Linked DNA regions of Mus musculus: region 1 is linked to region 2. The links are chromatin loops, found by intact Hi-C in ENCODE. Cell type or tissue: gastrocnemius. All regions are shown on one strand. Each heading gives the region's core, and the rest is flanking DNA. Links, peaks and the distances in the headings are about the cores only. Region 1 has its middle 140 kb from the start of Gm6657. Region 2 overlaps Gm6657 (predicted gene 6657).

Region 1 (8,338 bases), core at 78-8,077, 150 kb after region 2:
CTCTGGACTCATGAGAACACAGGCCGCAGAACTAACTGACCAGGACTCATGGGAGCGCATAGAGATCAGGGAGCCTGGAGGGTCTCACCTGGGTCCTCTGCGTATGTTAGAACTGAGAAGCAGATGTTCTTGTGGACTATCCTTGAGGGGTTGATATACCCAGTGTTCTTCTATTGGAGAACACAAATGTTTTTTTCTCCTCTCCCAGCACATGTAAGTGAAAATTCAGTTGTTAACTTTTATCCTAGTAGCAAAGTTTTCATTCATCCATTTTTTAAAAAATACCACAAAATAAAACATAATAAGATAAGAGAAAAACAATCACTTTGGAATTGAACAAGACAGACCAACAGAAAATGGGGTATCTCTATTACCCCCCCCCTTTAGAACTCAGGAAACTCCTCAGAAGAGGAGGCAGAAAGAGTGTGAGGGCCAGAGGGAAAGGAGGAAACCAAGAAACAAGACCCCCATAATCAACATGAGAAAGTTCATATGAAGTCACAGAGGCTGGAGCAGTGTGCGTGGGGCTGCACGGGGCTGCATGGGGCTGCACAGGGCTGCACGGGGCTGCACCAGCGCCTCTGAACTTACATTACGGCATCCAGGCATTCAGTTTAGTGTTTTTATGGGATTCCTGCATGAGAGAACAAGTAGGTCTCTCATTCTTGTGCCTTCTCTTGGGCTCTGTCCCTTCTGTTGATGTAAGTATTTTTAGATGTACACTTTGCAATTAATTTTTCTGTTTCTTCTCCTGCTCTCCTTTCTCCCTGTGTGTTTATGTATGCACGCACACCCACGTGGAGGCCAGGGATTTATGCTGGGTGTCTTCCTCCTCAGTTGCTCTCCACTTCGCTTATTGAGACAGAGTCTCCCTGAGCCCAGAGTTTGCTAATTAGGCTAGACTGGCTGGCCAGCAAGCTCTAGGGATCCTCCCACCTCCACCTTCATAGTGGCTGGCTTTTATGTGGGTGCTGGGAATCCAGCTCATGTGTCAGGCTTGTGTGGCAAGCACTTTACTGACGAGTCACATCCCCAGCCCCTAATTTTTCTATTTGTGGATGCAAGCGAAATTGTATTGCAGGGACACATTTCAGTGTAGACAATTTAAATGGGCAAAAGCAGAGCCGTGTTTCCCTTTAGTCTTCACATTTGTTGTGTATTAAAATCTTCTGTTCCCCCTCCCCTCTACCTCCTGCCAGAGATATGTTGGGATTCTAAACCCTGTATCTCAGAACATGTTCTTATTTGGAGAGAATTTCTACAGAAATAACTAAATTGAAAGGAGCTCACTGGGGTGAGCCCCAACCCGATATGATTAATAAAAAGGGGGAGTCTGGACATGGCCATACACACAGGGAAATCACGAGATGTAGACAGAGGAGAGTAATGGTTCTGTAAACCAAATATTGATAAGCCAAATAATGTGGAGGATTGCCGTTGAACTACAAGGAGCTAGAGAGGGAGTCTGAAAGCCTCTCTCTCTCTCTCTCTCTGCAACTTAAAACCAACTTTTTTGGTGTCTTCATCGATAGCTCCTAGCCCCCAGCACTCTGAGATAGTAACATTTAAGTTGTATAATGGGAAACGGAGCTCGAGTAACTAACACTCAGGGTTTTTTCTTTCTTTTTACTCATGGTGATAAATAAGCTTACCCTTGCCAGTTCAGAACAAATTTAGGAGTCTTTAGTTAAACTCAGTCTTTTTTATTTTTTTTTAAATAAGCCTTTAGCCCATTTGGGCTTTCCTCTTCTCCCTCTCCCCTCGACAGACTGTATCTGCAGGCAGAGGTGTCTGGTCACACTCCTCTCTGCTGGTCTGTCTCCACACACTCTGTCTGTATTGCTAGTGTCTATTCCATATACAGTCAGCTTGATGGATTTAACTGTTTTACCTCGTTTTAAACATGAGGCTTTCTGGACAGTGGTGGCATGCACCTTTAATCCCAGCACTTGGAAGGTAGAGGTTAATGGATCTCTGTGAGTTTGAGGCCAGCCTGGTCTACAGAGAGAGAGAGTTCTAGGACAGCCAGGGCTACATAGTGAGACCCTTAAGACAAAAGAAAAACATCAAGTGAAAAGGTTTTCATACCATGGAGTGGTATGACTTATTAAAGAATAAAGGAGTTTTACTTTCACTGAACAATTCCCAAAGCATATTAAATTCTGTAACATGAACGGTTTCATTATAGTTTGGGCTGTAAATGTGTGGGAAAGGCTCACATGCTAATGGCTTGGTTACCAACTTCTTATTGCATTCCTGGGAAGTGGTTGGGACTGTTGGGTGGTAGAGTCAGGTAGAAGTAGAAGGAAGTTGGGTTTTCTGGGATGGGTCAGTGAAGGGGCTACTGAGGCCGTGGATACCTCATGCCCTTCTCTGTACCTCCCAGCCACCATGCTGTATAAAGCTTTGATCACCATATATGTCTGCCATAGGCCCAAAGTGACAGGGCCAAGTGATTATGAGTAGAAACCTCTACAATGAGTCCAAGAGATCTTCCTCCTTTCACCTTGATTGTCTCAGGTATTTTGTTATAGTAAGGGAAAGCTGACATGGTCTCATTCTGTTTTTACAGAATCTCTGTTCCTGACTTTCACTTTGTGTGCTCATGTGTGTGTGTCCACATGTACCTGTGTATGTATGTGTGTGTGCATGCACATGCATGTGTGTGTGTGTAACTGTGTGTGTGTCCACGTGTACCTGTGTATGTATGTGTGTGTGCATGTGTACGTGTGTGTGTGTGTGTAACTGTGTGTGTGTGCATGTGTGTGTGTGTGTGTGTGTGTGTGTGTGTGTAGATGCAAAGACCACAGAAAATCTCAGGCACATATCATGCATTAGCAGTGCCATCCACAGAAGACAGATAATTTAGGTGGTATGAACTGATAAAAAGGGGACTTTGTTTTTTCTTAAATTCTCTTTTTGGGAAGTACTGTCTAAAATATTAATAGAGTTGTATTAATGAATTCTTACAGTTTAATAAGTAAAACTATAAACCAAACCTCAACAAACATCACCATCATGCTGTGATGGCCTGCCTGTCTATCTTCTTTCCCAGCACCTCTGAAGCAGCCTGTTCACACATTTCTTAGTCTGAAAAGGACCTGGCATACATGAAGACTTTCTCTGAATTCTCCTTATTTTCCCCTGTAGAAATATTGTCAAACTTTAATGAATAAATAGAAGACCAGAAAGTATGGCTCTTGATTGCCCTCCAGACCAAAGTCTACGCTGTCACAGAGGCCTCTGGCAATCCAGAAGGAATCAAGTTGAATCAAGTAACAAGAGAGATCAATATCCTTTTCATGTTAAACTGCCCTGACGCCCTCCATTATGGGATTCACTGCACGGAGGATCGATCCATTTCTCTTCTGGTAGACCACGAGGGCTCTAAAATTTTCATTTGTATATATTAATTTTTAGGAGAGAATTTCACTTTATGGAGCTATTTTCTCTGTGTGTATCACCAGTGGATTAATAGAGTCCCGGAGCCCCTTGTGTCGGAGCTTCACTTCTGCATACTAAGTAAACAATCTTGAAGGAATAGTCCTTGGGTCAGGACAAGGATAATAATGGTCATTAATAACCATCACTCATTACATGGTTCTTTCCCTGAGCTCTTCTGACCTACCCCTTCATAAATGCTTTTTAATGTACCGTGCACAGTCCTGTCTCTGCTTCCCCTCCCAGCCAGACACACACTTGGAGGGAGGTTAATTGCTCTTGTCTTCATGAGTCCTGACCTGTGTGACATCCCTGGATCACCACTTCCACCTCTGGGGAAGAGGCTAATGGTCACCTAGCAAGCTGCTTGGGACACAGAGTAGTGGAATCTAATTACTGGCTCTTGTGGTTGGACCCAGGAGCAAGTCTTTATTAACAGGATGGGCCAAGTCTTCTCCCAGTATGAGTGCTAACTACCTTCTGCAAGCTATTGTTATTTTGAAAACCCTAAGGAAATTATACCTTAATTTGAGTTAAGATGCTCCCAGTTAACTCTCTCTAGTCCCTTATCTGGTTCTTATTGGTATGAAACCGACTTCATCCAGATGCAATCAAATTAATTCCCTGTTTTGTCCAGAACTCAGATTATTTAGGTAGCCACAGTACCCAGTGTCAGATTGTCTGTCCCCTCTGTGGGGGTTCCTGCCTCCCACCCTCACAGAGTCTCTACACACACAAGCAAGCAATCATCTTTCTAAGCAATTGGAGCAGATTACCCGTTTTCTGCTTTTAGAAGATGATAACCTTGAATACCTTGAGACACAAATTCCTGTATCACTTCTTTTTTTTTTTAAAGTTGGTGGTGAAATCATTAGAAGAAAGAGCCAGTGGAGTTGATGGTGAAAATTATAATTATAGTTGAGACTTGAAGCAGCATTTAGAGTCACTGTTAATATAACTTTAGCCCTCTGGCTTCGTTGTGTTCCTATAAGGCCCATCAATGTTTGTTTTACCAGAAGGTAAGTTGTTTATTCCCTGGGACCCCTGGAAAACAGCATCGTTATGTTGTGAACACATAGATACATATTCTGGCCAAATATATAACCTTTCTATCTCGAATCTTTCAGGCAGACTCCCTCCCCGCCCCCCCCCCCCCGTGAGGGGAGGAACTAAAATTTAAAAGTGCCTTATCTGACAAATGATTAGGAAATTATTCTTCTTAAAGAAAATGGATGCCAAAACAAATCAGTTCCCTAAAGTGACATGAAATCTCCTCAAGCTGCATCTGGGAATATTAATAAATGAAGAGATGCCTCTGCCTACATACAGCTCATCACCTTGGTACCCCCCACCTCCCGTGCCCCCCAGCCCTGCAGGAAACAGAGTGCTGGAGCTTTGGGATTAGAGGTTAAAGCCTGCCATCTTGCGGCGACATTCTTGAATTACACTGGCACTTTGTACCTTTCTCGGACCATAGCGGCTGTTGGAATTAGGTATGCCTGGCACTCACTCCCGACTGCCCCGAACCCCCATGCATCTGAATTTGGGGCGTGCTTATTCTTTGAGGGGTATCAAGAACTCTGTAACTGAGAAACGCCAGGATATCTGTGCCCTATCACTCTAAGGTTACATCCCAGTGGCTGCCAGGATGGTGTTCTATGGTAGCACCCCCTCTAGCCCTTCTGACGCTGAAAAACTGCACCACTTGGAATGGCTACAACCTCCTCCAGTTTTAGACACATGAGTACTTTCCTGAAGAAGACCTCTGCTGAGCAGGAAAGCTTTGGGCTTGTAAGCCAAACCACCTTTTCCAGGTACCTGTAGCAATCATATTGGGAGGCACAGTGAAGCAACCAACTCCTGAGGCACATACAAACATTGGATGCTCAGATATCAGAATTCATGATACCTGCTGCTGGTTGGGGAGTTTTCCTCTGACCTAGACTAATGAGAAAGACATAAAAGCGTCTTTAAAGGATGCCATCTGTCTTGTGCTGTTGAAGGTTGGAGAACATTTGCAGAGATGCCTTCTTAAGGAGTACTGGTCTGAACGAGATGGCTTCCCCCCTGTGATGGTTTGTATATGCTTGAGCCAGTGAGTGGCATGGTTAGAAGGTGTGACCCTGTTGGAGTAGGTGTATCACTGTGGGTGTAGGCTAAAAATTCCTCACCCTAGCTGCCTGGAAGTGAGTCTTCCACTAGCAGCCTTCAGATGAAGATGTAGAACTCTCAGCTTTGCCTGCACTGTGCCTGCCTGCCTGCCTGCCTAGAAGTTGCCATCCATGGTCCCACCTTTATGATAATGGACTCAACCTCTGAACCTGTAAGCCAGCCCCAATTAAATATTGTCTTTTATACGACTTTCCCTGGTCATGGTGTCTGCTCACAGCAGAAAAATCCTAACTAAGACACCCCCACTCCCATGCTGCTTCTCCCCTCAGTGTGTTCAGGGTTGGGAAATCAAGGCAAAGGTCATGGTTCTTCTGGGCTTGGTCTGTCTGGGGGTCGGAGTGGAGAGGACAGGGAGTAAGGCTTCCTGAGACAGCTTTTGGGAGAAGAGAAGCTTGAGGAGGCTAAGTACTTCACATGTTTTCAGAGACAGCTGCAGACTTCAGTTTTCCATCTGGAATCTGGATTGGTAGAGTGGGGCAGCCTCCAAAGATGCTAGCACAGCAGGTGTGTGTGTGTGCTCTATCAGAAGGGGTGCACAACATTCAGTTTGGGATCCCTCTTTCTTCTTTTAGTGGCATCTGCTTTGTGGTCTAGTTAAGGACAGAAATCACCTTGGAGGGAGACATTGCTTATTCTTTAAAGAATACTTGAGTAGCTCCCTTGGTTATGTAACTGTCATCTGAGTAGACTTTCTGGTCCCCAGAGAAGGACATAAGAAGACACACTGGACTGTGAGTTGATGAGTTGGCTAGGTCTCTCATCTGGGAGGAGGAATGAGTAATGCAGAACCATGTGGAGGGCCATGTGTTGAACATAATTCCTTAGTTAAAAATGATAACCATTAATTCTCCTTAGATTTACTAACTACTACTCATCTTTCCCTGAACCCCAATCTTACCTTGCTCACACACTCCCATTTCTTGCCTCATTTCACCAACAACTTTTGGATCATCCACTTTGTAAGAAGAGATCTTACCATTAGATAAGCCTGTCCTTCAGGTTGTTCTAATGGTCTTCTCCTAGGTTGTGGTGTTTGTTGCTAAAGCATATTTCTCCAAAAGGTAAAAATGAGACTCTTACACAAATAGAAAAGAGGCATACCAAGAGGTTTTGTGACTTATTAACTCATGAAGAGGCCAGCAAGACTTGGAATGCAGGACAGAAGAAAGTCTGAGGGCTACATATAGATACTCAGGTATCTGTAGTGAGTGTGCTAATGGATGCAGATTGGGTACCTTCCCAAGAAACAACAAAAGATAGTGCCAGGGATTGTGATTTCTATCAACTATTTTGATGGGGGAAAAACCGTATTCACAGCGCTTGATCCAGTTACTTTTATATTGTTGTCAAGAGACACGATGGCCAAGGCAACTTATAATGAGGCTCACAGTTCCCAAGAGTTAGAATCCATGATCATCATTGCGAGGAGCAAGACAGCAGGCAAGCCGGCACAGTGTTGGTATCTAAGAGCTTACATCCTGATCTGAAAGTTGGAGGTAGAAAGAGAGCTACTTGGAATGACATGGGTTTTTGAAACCTCAAAGCCCAACCCCAGTGACACACCTTCTCCAAAAAAGCCATACCCTGAGCACATACTAGCAGCTTGACAACACATCTAAAAGCTCTAGAAAAGAAGGAAGCAAATTCACCCAAGAGGAGTAGACGGCAGGAAATAATCAAACTCAGGGGTGAAATCAACCAAGTGGAAACAAGAAGAACTATTCAAAGAATTAACCAAATGAGGAGTTGGTTCTTTGAGAAAATCAACAAGAAAGATAAACCCTTAGCTAGACTTACTAAAGGGCACAGGGAAAAAATCCTAATTAACAAAATCAGAAATGAAAAGGGAGACATAACAACAGATCCTGAAGAAATCCAAAACACCATCAGATCCGTCTACAAAAGGCTATACTCAACAAAACTGGAAAACCTGGACGAAATGGACAAATTTCTGGACAGATACCAGGTACCAAAGTTGAGTCAGGATCAAGTTGACCATCTAAACAGTCCCATATCACCTAAAGAAATAGAAGCAGTTATTAATAGTCTCCCAGCCAAAAAAAAGCCCAGGACCAGACGGGTTTAGTGCAGAGTTCTATCAGACCTTCAAAGAAGATCTAATTCCAGTTCTGCACAAACTATTTCACAAAATAGAAGTAGAAGGTACTCTACCCAACTCATTTTATGAAGCCACAATTACTCTGATACCTAAACCACAGAAAGACTCAACAAAGATAGAGAACTTCAGACCAATTTCTCTTATGAATATCGATGCAAAAATCCTCAATGAAATTCTTGCTAACCGAATCCAAGAACATATTAAAGCAATTATCCATCCTGACCAAGTAGGTTTTATTCCAGGAATGCAGGGATGGTTTAATATACGAAAATCCATCAATGTAATCCATTATATAAACAAACTCAAAGACAAAAACCACATGATCATCTCGTTAGATGCAGAAAAAGCATTTGACAAGATCCAACACCCATTCATGATAAAAGTTTTGGAAAGATCAGGAATTCAAGGCCCATACCTAAACATGATAAAAGCAATCTACAGCAAACCAGTAGCCAACATCAAAGTAAATGGAGAGAAGCTGGAAGCAATCCCACTAAAATCAGGGACTAGACAAGGCTGCCCACTTTCTCCCTACCTTTTCAACATAGTACTTGAAGTATTAGCCAGAGCAATTCGACAACAAAAGGAGATCAAGGGGATACAAAT
Region 2 (8,312 bases), core at 313-8,312:
GGGCTCATTTGCACTTGAACTTTGGGGACCACTTCATATTTAAGCCATAACAAATCCTTGTGCAATGTCATTTAATAAACTTCTGTTAAATCCTAGGCACCATATAAATTCGTTAAAATGAAAAGATGAACAAGACATAGTTCTGTGTCTTAAAGAGTTCATCATATGGTGTGAGAGAGATCTGGGTAAATCGATAATTGCAATATAATTCATTAAGGAATTCTCAAACCTAGGTAGATGTGGTAGTGCCTGTCTTTAATCCAGCATTCTAGAGGTAGAGGCCTGCCTAGTCTACATATCGAGTTCCAGGAGGGCCAGGGCTACATAGGGAGACCCTGTCTAAAAACAAAACAAAACAAAATCCTCAAACCTGAATGAACATTAGAATTTTCTGAGGATCTTAACTAAAAAATTATATGTTTTTGCCTTATCTTTCAAAAAATTGATTTAAATAACTTGGGGAGTGAAAATTGCTATTTTCCAGAGTCTACAAGGAGATCCTAATACATAGAAAGGATTGAGAAACACTGGGATAGGATAAAGATAACAAACTTCATTCTTTAAAAAAAGTGGGAGCCAGGCATTTAGTGCCTTTAGTTCTAGTACTCAGAATGCCGAGGTACATGGATCTCTGTGAGTTCAAGGGACAGCCTGGTCAAGTGAGTTCCAGGAGAGCCAGTGTTGCATAACAATGTTCTGTCTCAAAAAACAAGCAAGCAAACAAAAAAAGCAACAACAACAAAAATACTCTACAAGTATAGGGGCCAGTGTTCACATTGCCCGAATGTGGTAGTGTATGTCCCACAGCAAGATGGAAAGTGGACACAGTGGCCACTCCCAGAAGCTCTCAGGACAATTAGCCTGGTTTCTGCGTCAGTCATGAATAACATATCCCGTCTCAAACTAGATGGAAGGCTGACCTCTGACCTCTACACGTATGCCATGGCACATGCACACATTTACACGGAGATTAAAAACAAAACGTGAGCAGTCGTCAAGCAGAAAAGGAGAAAAGGATCTTCCGGCTTTGTACCTAGAACTCACGTTCCCTCGGGGAAACTGGAAACAGTTCCATAGAACTTACTATAGGACTGTGAGGGAAAGGAAAACAGTGAACGTTGAGACTGGGGAGCTAGGCAGGAGGCAGGTCAACTATTGCCCGTGAAGGAATTTGGACTTCATAAAAAAAAGTGATGGGGAGTGACATAATCTCATTTCTCTTAAAGAAAAAAAAATAGCTTGTATGGTACTGTAAGATGGATTAGAGAGCTTGGAAGCACTAATATCAATTAATAGACTGTGGTAACTCAGGCAGGAAAGGAGGCCTAAACTGAAAACAGTAATGCTAGTGAGTATAAGGTATTCAGGGATTAGCTAGCAAGGGAACAACCCACAAAGCAATGAATGGCACATGAGCCAGTAAGAGCCATCCAGGGGCTAGAGTTTTCTTTATTTTTCACCTAATGCTTACTTGCCAGCAATGATCAGTCCAGAAGTGAATACTTAAGAGATAGAAAAAATGTCTATGAATTTAACTAGAAGCAATGTGATTTGAAATTCAGTCATTTCATCCAAAATTCACCAACCTAATTAGTGGCTATTTATAATACCTATACTCAAGTCCCAACATGCTTAGGGCCAAAATGTGCAACATCTCTCCCCCAGTTTGGTGGTAGAATGGAAGGACAGACCTAATATAAAGGTTTGAGAGATTTTAGTGAACAGAAAGGCTGTACCTAGTCTTCAAATATGTCCAAAGCAAAAGTAGGGAAAGCCTTCTAAACCTTCAGAGCTTCATCTGGCATTGACTTCAGAAAAAAGAGCCTCTGTCCTACATCATCATACTGACTTTTCTCTAGTTCCTCCTTGTTGTTCTACGTAGTTCTTTGATCCTGGGATTCTCTTTAAAATAGAAGAAGAACAAGAAGAGAGGGGAAAGTTAAAACAGGTGTTTGCAACTCTAAACAATCATAAGTTATAATGCATAGTAAATGCATTGCAGTGCTGGGATTGTTGCTTACAATAGAGCTCTTGACTGCCATGCACAAGGCCATGGGTTGGATTCTCAACATGGCCAAAGCAGATCCATAAATGTATAAACAAATGTTTTGCAAAGATCTATACCCATTATCTAAGCTTTTTAAAATTGGAGTGGTTTTGTTGTTTTGAAAGTTATTCTCTCACCGTATCATGTTCATTTCTGTTGATTGTTGCTCTCTCCATAGTTGTAGCACCCATTTTACCTGAAGGAAAAGATTTGGAAAATGAGGTCTATTAACATTCATCATGGCATTATTTAATTGTATAACTGTAAGACTAATAATTGCTTTGATAGGAGGTGTCAAATTGTTGTTTTAGAAAATTAGGGAAAAAATTAAATTTGTAGTGGTAGACCTTTTTTTTTCTATTGACAGCCCTTTGTTCTATAGCAGAAAAACTCATTTCAGAATTACATATAAATAAAATTTTTTAAGCCGGGCAGTGGTGGCGCACGCCTTTAATCCCAGCACTTGGGAGGTAGAGGCAGGCAGACTTCTGAGTTCGAGGCCAGCCTGGTCTACAGAGTGAGTTCCAGGACAGCCAGGGCTACACAGAGAAACCCTGTCTCGGAAAACCAAAAAAAAAAAAAAAAAAAAAACCAAACCTCCCCCCCCCCAAAAAAAAATTAAACATTTTGAGAGCCTGCAGAAATGAATTTCGAACATTTGAAAGAAGCTAGATGATAAACCAACTCCATATAGGTACACTATGCAAGCATATATTCGACAAAACAGCCGTGTAGTAAGAAATGCCAAGGTGTAAAGGTGGGGGCTCAGCAAGCGAGAGAAGAGGCAGGATGCGTAATATACGGGCTGTGAAACAGGAGGAGAGAAAGAAAATTGTAGGGTGTTTCATAGCAAGCATTTCTAGGTTAGGTCTAATCGAAAGGAATCCTGTTAAATTTGAATTTTAGCACACAGTAGTAATTTTTAGTTCATGTTCCATGTGAAATCTGAAAAGCAAACAATAATAATTATTCATTGCTTGGCTGAAATTAAAATCTGTCTTTAAAAAAGAAAATGGAGCCCCCACTTCTGGCATCCTGCTCCTTCCTCTCCTAAACACTTGGTGTGAACAGGTGGAGTCATTGTCACCCATTAACACTGTCTTAATGAGGATGCAGTTTACTTTTTAAATTTTTTACTGAATTCATGTTTAGGGAAAAAGAACTAACTTTATTCTTTCTGTCTGAACTTCTGTAAGATTTTGTGGAAAAACAAATAAAAATATGACAAATTAGTTTCATCATCTGTTAATACCACAAACACTACTTTAATGTTTAAAGGCTTCAGGTTGCCTCAAAGTTTATAGACTTTTTAAAGAGCAGTACTTTGGTGAAAGATCCAGATTTGAGCTAGTTGTGGTTTCTGCCTCTGCCTCCCAAAATTTTAGCCATCAGGAAGAGAAATTAAAGAAGGAAAGGTGAGAGGTGAGAGGAATAACTTGCTTTCAGGACAGAGGATTAGTGAGAAAATAGGTTCCCAGGAATATTCATTTTCCACTTCCCTGGGCTTCAGTAGCACAATATCCAGCCTTCGGGTTCTTCTAAGGAGAACTTTCTGTATCTTCTCAGAGAGCTCAAAGAAATGCTAAGAGCCTGGGATATGGGGGAGGGGTGGTCAAAATCAAGTATCATATCACAATTACATTATTACTGAAGATTATTGCCGAAGACAAATCATCTGAATTTAGAGATTGCTTAGTGCTCTCTGTGATAGGTGATTAATGAAGGTCACAAGCTGCAGTCTTAAGTAGGCTGACATAAGCAAGGAGAGCTGACGCAAACCCTGAGCCAAATTCTAAGTAAACGCTCTCAAATATGCTATATCTCTGTGAGGTGGGGGAAGCAAAGGCTTATCCCGGAGTGTGAACAGCAGAAACGATTTCTTGTACATCAGATGCCTGAAGCAAAGACTGATACTGGTAATGGTGAGTCCCAGGCCTCAGGGAATTCCCCAAATAGTGATTGCTTGAACTGTAACAACATCTCTATTATTTGCCAACAAAATAGAAGGCACCATTACCTTAGCCAGACAGCACAACAGGAGACAAGGGATTTTGGGCCAAGAGCATGGAGGAAAACTTCCTTCTATCTGGAAATACCTGAAATGGAAGGACCTGTATTTGCCTGATTTGGGAAAGAGGTGTGCCCAGGATCTCTTGCCACTTTCCTCTAAGCCAAGCTTAAGCAATGCAATTCTTTTGAAACTAGAGGAACCAGAACACCGTCCAAAAGGGCTATTGAGTGCTCAGCCTTCAAATAGTGCTTGTGTAATAGCCCAGCCCTTTCCCTTTGCTGCCCTAATTGCCTAACTTATTTGTAGTAGAGAGAAAACGTGTTAGATAAGAATTATGGAGGAAGTAGGCAGTTGCTTTCATTTTTTGTTTCTTTGTTCAGAATGGGGTGAACTAGTTAAGCAAGGAGAATAATAATGGTTAAGAGCTGTACAGCAGAACACCATGTTTAATGTTTAATCAAGGCTGCCAGTAATACATCTTGATGCCATATAGCATGACACAAAACATCAATAGGCTGTTTTCTTCATTTTTCATTTGGTTTATAAATGTGTGGCACATTTTGTCCTAGGGGTAACAGAAAGCCGAGTCTCCTACAGCATTTCACGTTTCCTGAGTTACCATTCCTTATGGACTTGGCTTAGATGTGGTTGGTGCCACCTACCGGGCTAAGTACATAATTACAGGCCTCCCAACCCATTTGTAAATATCTAAAAACAGCTTGAATTTGATCTTGGTGCTCAAATTCAGGTTGACGCGATATAGTTAAGTTTGGGTTCCCATCATAATTTTTAGGAATGGAAGAGACATAAGAAATCCAACTTTAATACCACCATTGTGTCATTCAGTCCAGAACCGGAGCTTTAACTGTGGTTTTCTGAGTTTGCTTCTTGTTCTGTATTGCAGACCTTACAGAGCCGTTATAAGGGTTGCACGAAGTGAGAGGCTGTTAAAGTGCCCTGCTACCTGTGGTAGCTATAAATATTAGGTACAGAAAAAATAAAATCAAATAACTTGCCTATGTTGTGTAGGGGCTACAACACATATATCTGACTCTAGAGCCATGGCTTTTCTCATTGAATTAAAACTTCTCAAGGTTTGATATTGAAATAATTTTAGGTTTTTTTATTAGATATTTTCTTCACTTACATTTCAAATGCTATCCCGAAAGTTCCCTATACCTTCCCCCCACCCTGCTCCCCTACCCACCCACTCCCACTTCTTGGCCCTGGCGTTCCCCTGTACTGGAGCATATAAAGTTTGCAATGCCGAGGGACCTCTCTTCCCAGTGATGGCCAACTAGGCCATCTTCTGCTACATATGCAACTAGAGACACGAGCTCTGGGGCTACTGATTAGTTCATATTGTTGTTCCACCTATAGGATTGCAGACCCCTTCAGCTCCTTGGGTGCTTTCTCTAGCTTGTAATAATTTTAAGTGACACCTATAGTGAATTTAAGAGATGTTATAACATGGCTTTAAAACCTGTAAATCACAGTGGAAAATTATTTTGAGTTGAACGCTCGACCCAGGATGCCCTCGCACTACTCTGCCTTCTGCCCTGCATGCTGGGACTATAGCGAGTGCTCCAGCACCCAGCTCAGTCATCACCTTTTCCAATGCTTTGTACTTGATAGAGCCAAGGAGAAAGTTTAAAGAGAATCCTCCTGTTAGTTATACTTTCCGAGAGTGGTAAAACATGCCTCAGGCTTGACCATCTTTCTAGAGTTAATTTTTCTATCTCATTATTATTAAATTTACTTGTGAAAACTGTGGCTGAGCATGGTAGGTAGCTTGTGATGCTGATACCCAGGAGGCTGAAGTAGAAGGATCACTGGAAGTTTGAGGTCAGGATGAGCTACATAGTCAGCTCCAGGCCAGCTTAGGCTATAGAACGAGATCCTTTTATGTTTTGTTTTTAATTGCTTTTGTTTTCAATAAATGTGTGAATGTAAATAAAGATAGCCTGAGTAGCAAAAATGAATTACTAATAAACAGCAGCCTAAAGAGGTTGGGAAATATTACTGCTACACTAGTCCCCCCGCTGTTGACAACACTGTAATTTAACAATTCTCCCATTGTTTTAGCTTCTTTTCTGTTCTGAGAAAACCATTCCAACCAAAAGCAACTTAGGGAAGAAAGGGTTTATTTGGCTTACATGTCCCAGTGACTGTTCATCATGAAGGGACATCAGAGCAGGAGTTCAAGGCAGGAACTTGGAGCTGGAAATTAAAGCCAAAACCATGGAAGAAAATTGCTTACTGGCTTGCTCAGCCCACTCTCTCTTATAACCCAAGACTACCGGCCCAGGGGTAGCACTGTCCACAGAAGACGGCCCTCCAAAACCAACCATTAATCAAGAAAATACCCCTAAAAGATGTGTCTATGGGCCAATCTGAGGGAAACATTTTCCTCAGTTGAGACTTCCTTCTCCCAGATAACCCTATATATCAAATTGTCAAAAAAACTACCAGCACACCCATGGTAAGAACTAGCATGTGTTTTGTAAATAATAATAATAACAATAAAACTAGAGCTTATCAATAAGTCAACATAACAAAATCTGTGACTGTTGGGTTTCAGATCCATTTGGACTCAAATAAACGAAAAGATTTTGAGTATGTGTAAGCATAGATGCAGCCAGTAAAACACAGGATCTGTGGATCGCGCCAGCCGGTCACTGTGGTAACGTGTAGTAGCTGAGCACTATAGAAACCTATCACTTTGTTTGCTAGGAGTGAAAAAAAGGGGAGGAAAACATGGACCTGTGGGCTGCCGCAGTTCAGCCTGATTCAGTGCTCTTTGTGTGTAGGGGAGTCTCCTGAGGCATGCAAATGGAGCTCAATCACTAATGAGGGGCTGGCTTTAATTTAAAGTCTGGAATTTAAAGAACTGTTTCCTTACTCTATGGCTCCCTTGAGATGAACTTTGGCTAATTTTCAGTGACATAAAACAGCTTTCTGTTTTTCTCATACTATGTCTTTGTCTTTTAACTTTTGTATATGAATGACTTATTGTCTCCAGGCTCTTCCTTTCCAACTTCCTGCTGTCCAATTCTTTTCAAAATATAGGTGGAAAGAAAATATGTGTGGAATTCTGCCTGAGTATATGTTGATGATCCAGTTTTCCCTCAATTTTCCTAATTTTATCTATTAACGAAGATTGAATGCTGTATGCCTGGACCAAGTTATTCTAAGTCTCTCCATCTTATTGAATATTTTTTATAATAATGACTTGTTTGCATATTGTGTCAAGGAACAGATAAGAAAGTCTAGGGAATTTAGATATTCTGGAAATATTGAAGATATTGACTATGGTAATTCCATAGTGAAGTTCTGTCCCGTTCTGAAGGCCTGGGGGTGGGGAGAACTCACTCCTAGACCTCAGTAACATGAGCATTTATATTTGTCCTAACTAAATGGTTTGTGGTCACTGTGAACACTGACAATCCAGAGTTTCTGGTGAATTCTAGAAATACATTTATAGCCTACCTCCACTAAATAGCCCTTCTGTCATACATTATCATACTCTTGACCAACTTATTTTCCATTTTCTTTGGCTTGCTCATCTGTTTATTTGGTCATATGTGTTGTGTGCAATGTTTATAAGACATTCAAGCTCTTTATGGACTAAGATCAAGAAGTGATCACATACAGAGTTACTGATACTGGCAGGACATTGCCATTCTTGGATTAGGATTTCTACAGCATGTCCCTTTTTAAAATATAGACTTCAGATTAATAGATTCTTGAACGTTTAAGAATCCTTTCCCTGCCCATCATAACCTTTCCGTTACTTTTTATGACTATGATTTTTCTATGATATCATAAAGTCTTTAGGGGAAATCAATGGCATTCCCAGAAAACGATCTGAATTAGTGAGCTCAGAGCCCTTTCCAACTGTCTGTCTCCTATGCCTTCAGCTCAGAAGCAGCAGACTCTTCCAATGTGCTGTATAAGATCAACCCTAGTTCTCAGGGCAGGGGTAAAGATGGAAAAGAAACTAAGTTTTCTGAGTGTCAAATATTATTGTCTACATAGCCCAAGGATATAGTATTACTTTATCTTTACAAAGGAGAACGTAATTTCTTCCACAGAGATTCTTTACCTCAGTGCAATAGCTCTTGAATACCACTATTAGTAATAATAATAGTGAAAATTTTCATTTAGACCACATTGAACTTAGATTGTGTGCCAGACACTGTGACTCTCACTGCTAAGCAATGGGACCTTAAGTGTTAACAAACAAAAGAAAAC

The links. Hi-C counts contacts between places; a loop is a spot of excess contacts. Peaks named below come from ENCODE experiments on the same cell type or tissue, not always from the same donor. Only the 100,000 strongest peaks of a DNase experiment are listed, where the experiment ranks them.
Region 1: it touches region 2 in a loop (3-fold over the local background); 6 of 42 quality-filtered maps call a loop at or near these places.

What each region holds. Positions count from the first base shown.
Region 1 is chr12:78,052,708-78,061,045 of GRCm38, reverse strand. No RefSeq gene overlaps it. Among named protein-coding and RNA genes, the nearest start is that of Gm6657, 140 kb to the left of the region's middle. In gastrocnemius, for the core only: a CTCF peak has its summit at 4,874 (motif pointing left); a DNase peak (open chromatin) is centred at 4,863; H3K4me3 peaks cover 173 bases.
Region 2 is chr12:78,202,413-78,210,724 of GRCm38, reverse strand. Gm6657 (predicted gene 6657) reads right to left here. Exons shown (of 9, transcript NM_001374218.1): 8 at 2,185-2,243; 9 at 1,698-1,902. The coding sequence ends at 1,840. Among named protein-coding and RNA genes, the nearest start is that of Gm6657, 9.5 kb to the right of the region's middle. In gastrocnemius, for the core only: a CTCF peak has its summit at 4,723 (motif pointing left); a DNase peak (open chromatin) is centred at 4,704; H3K4me3 peaks cover 637 bases; H3K27ac peaks cover 793 bases.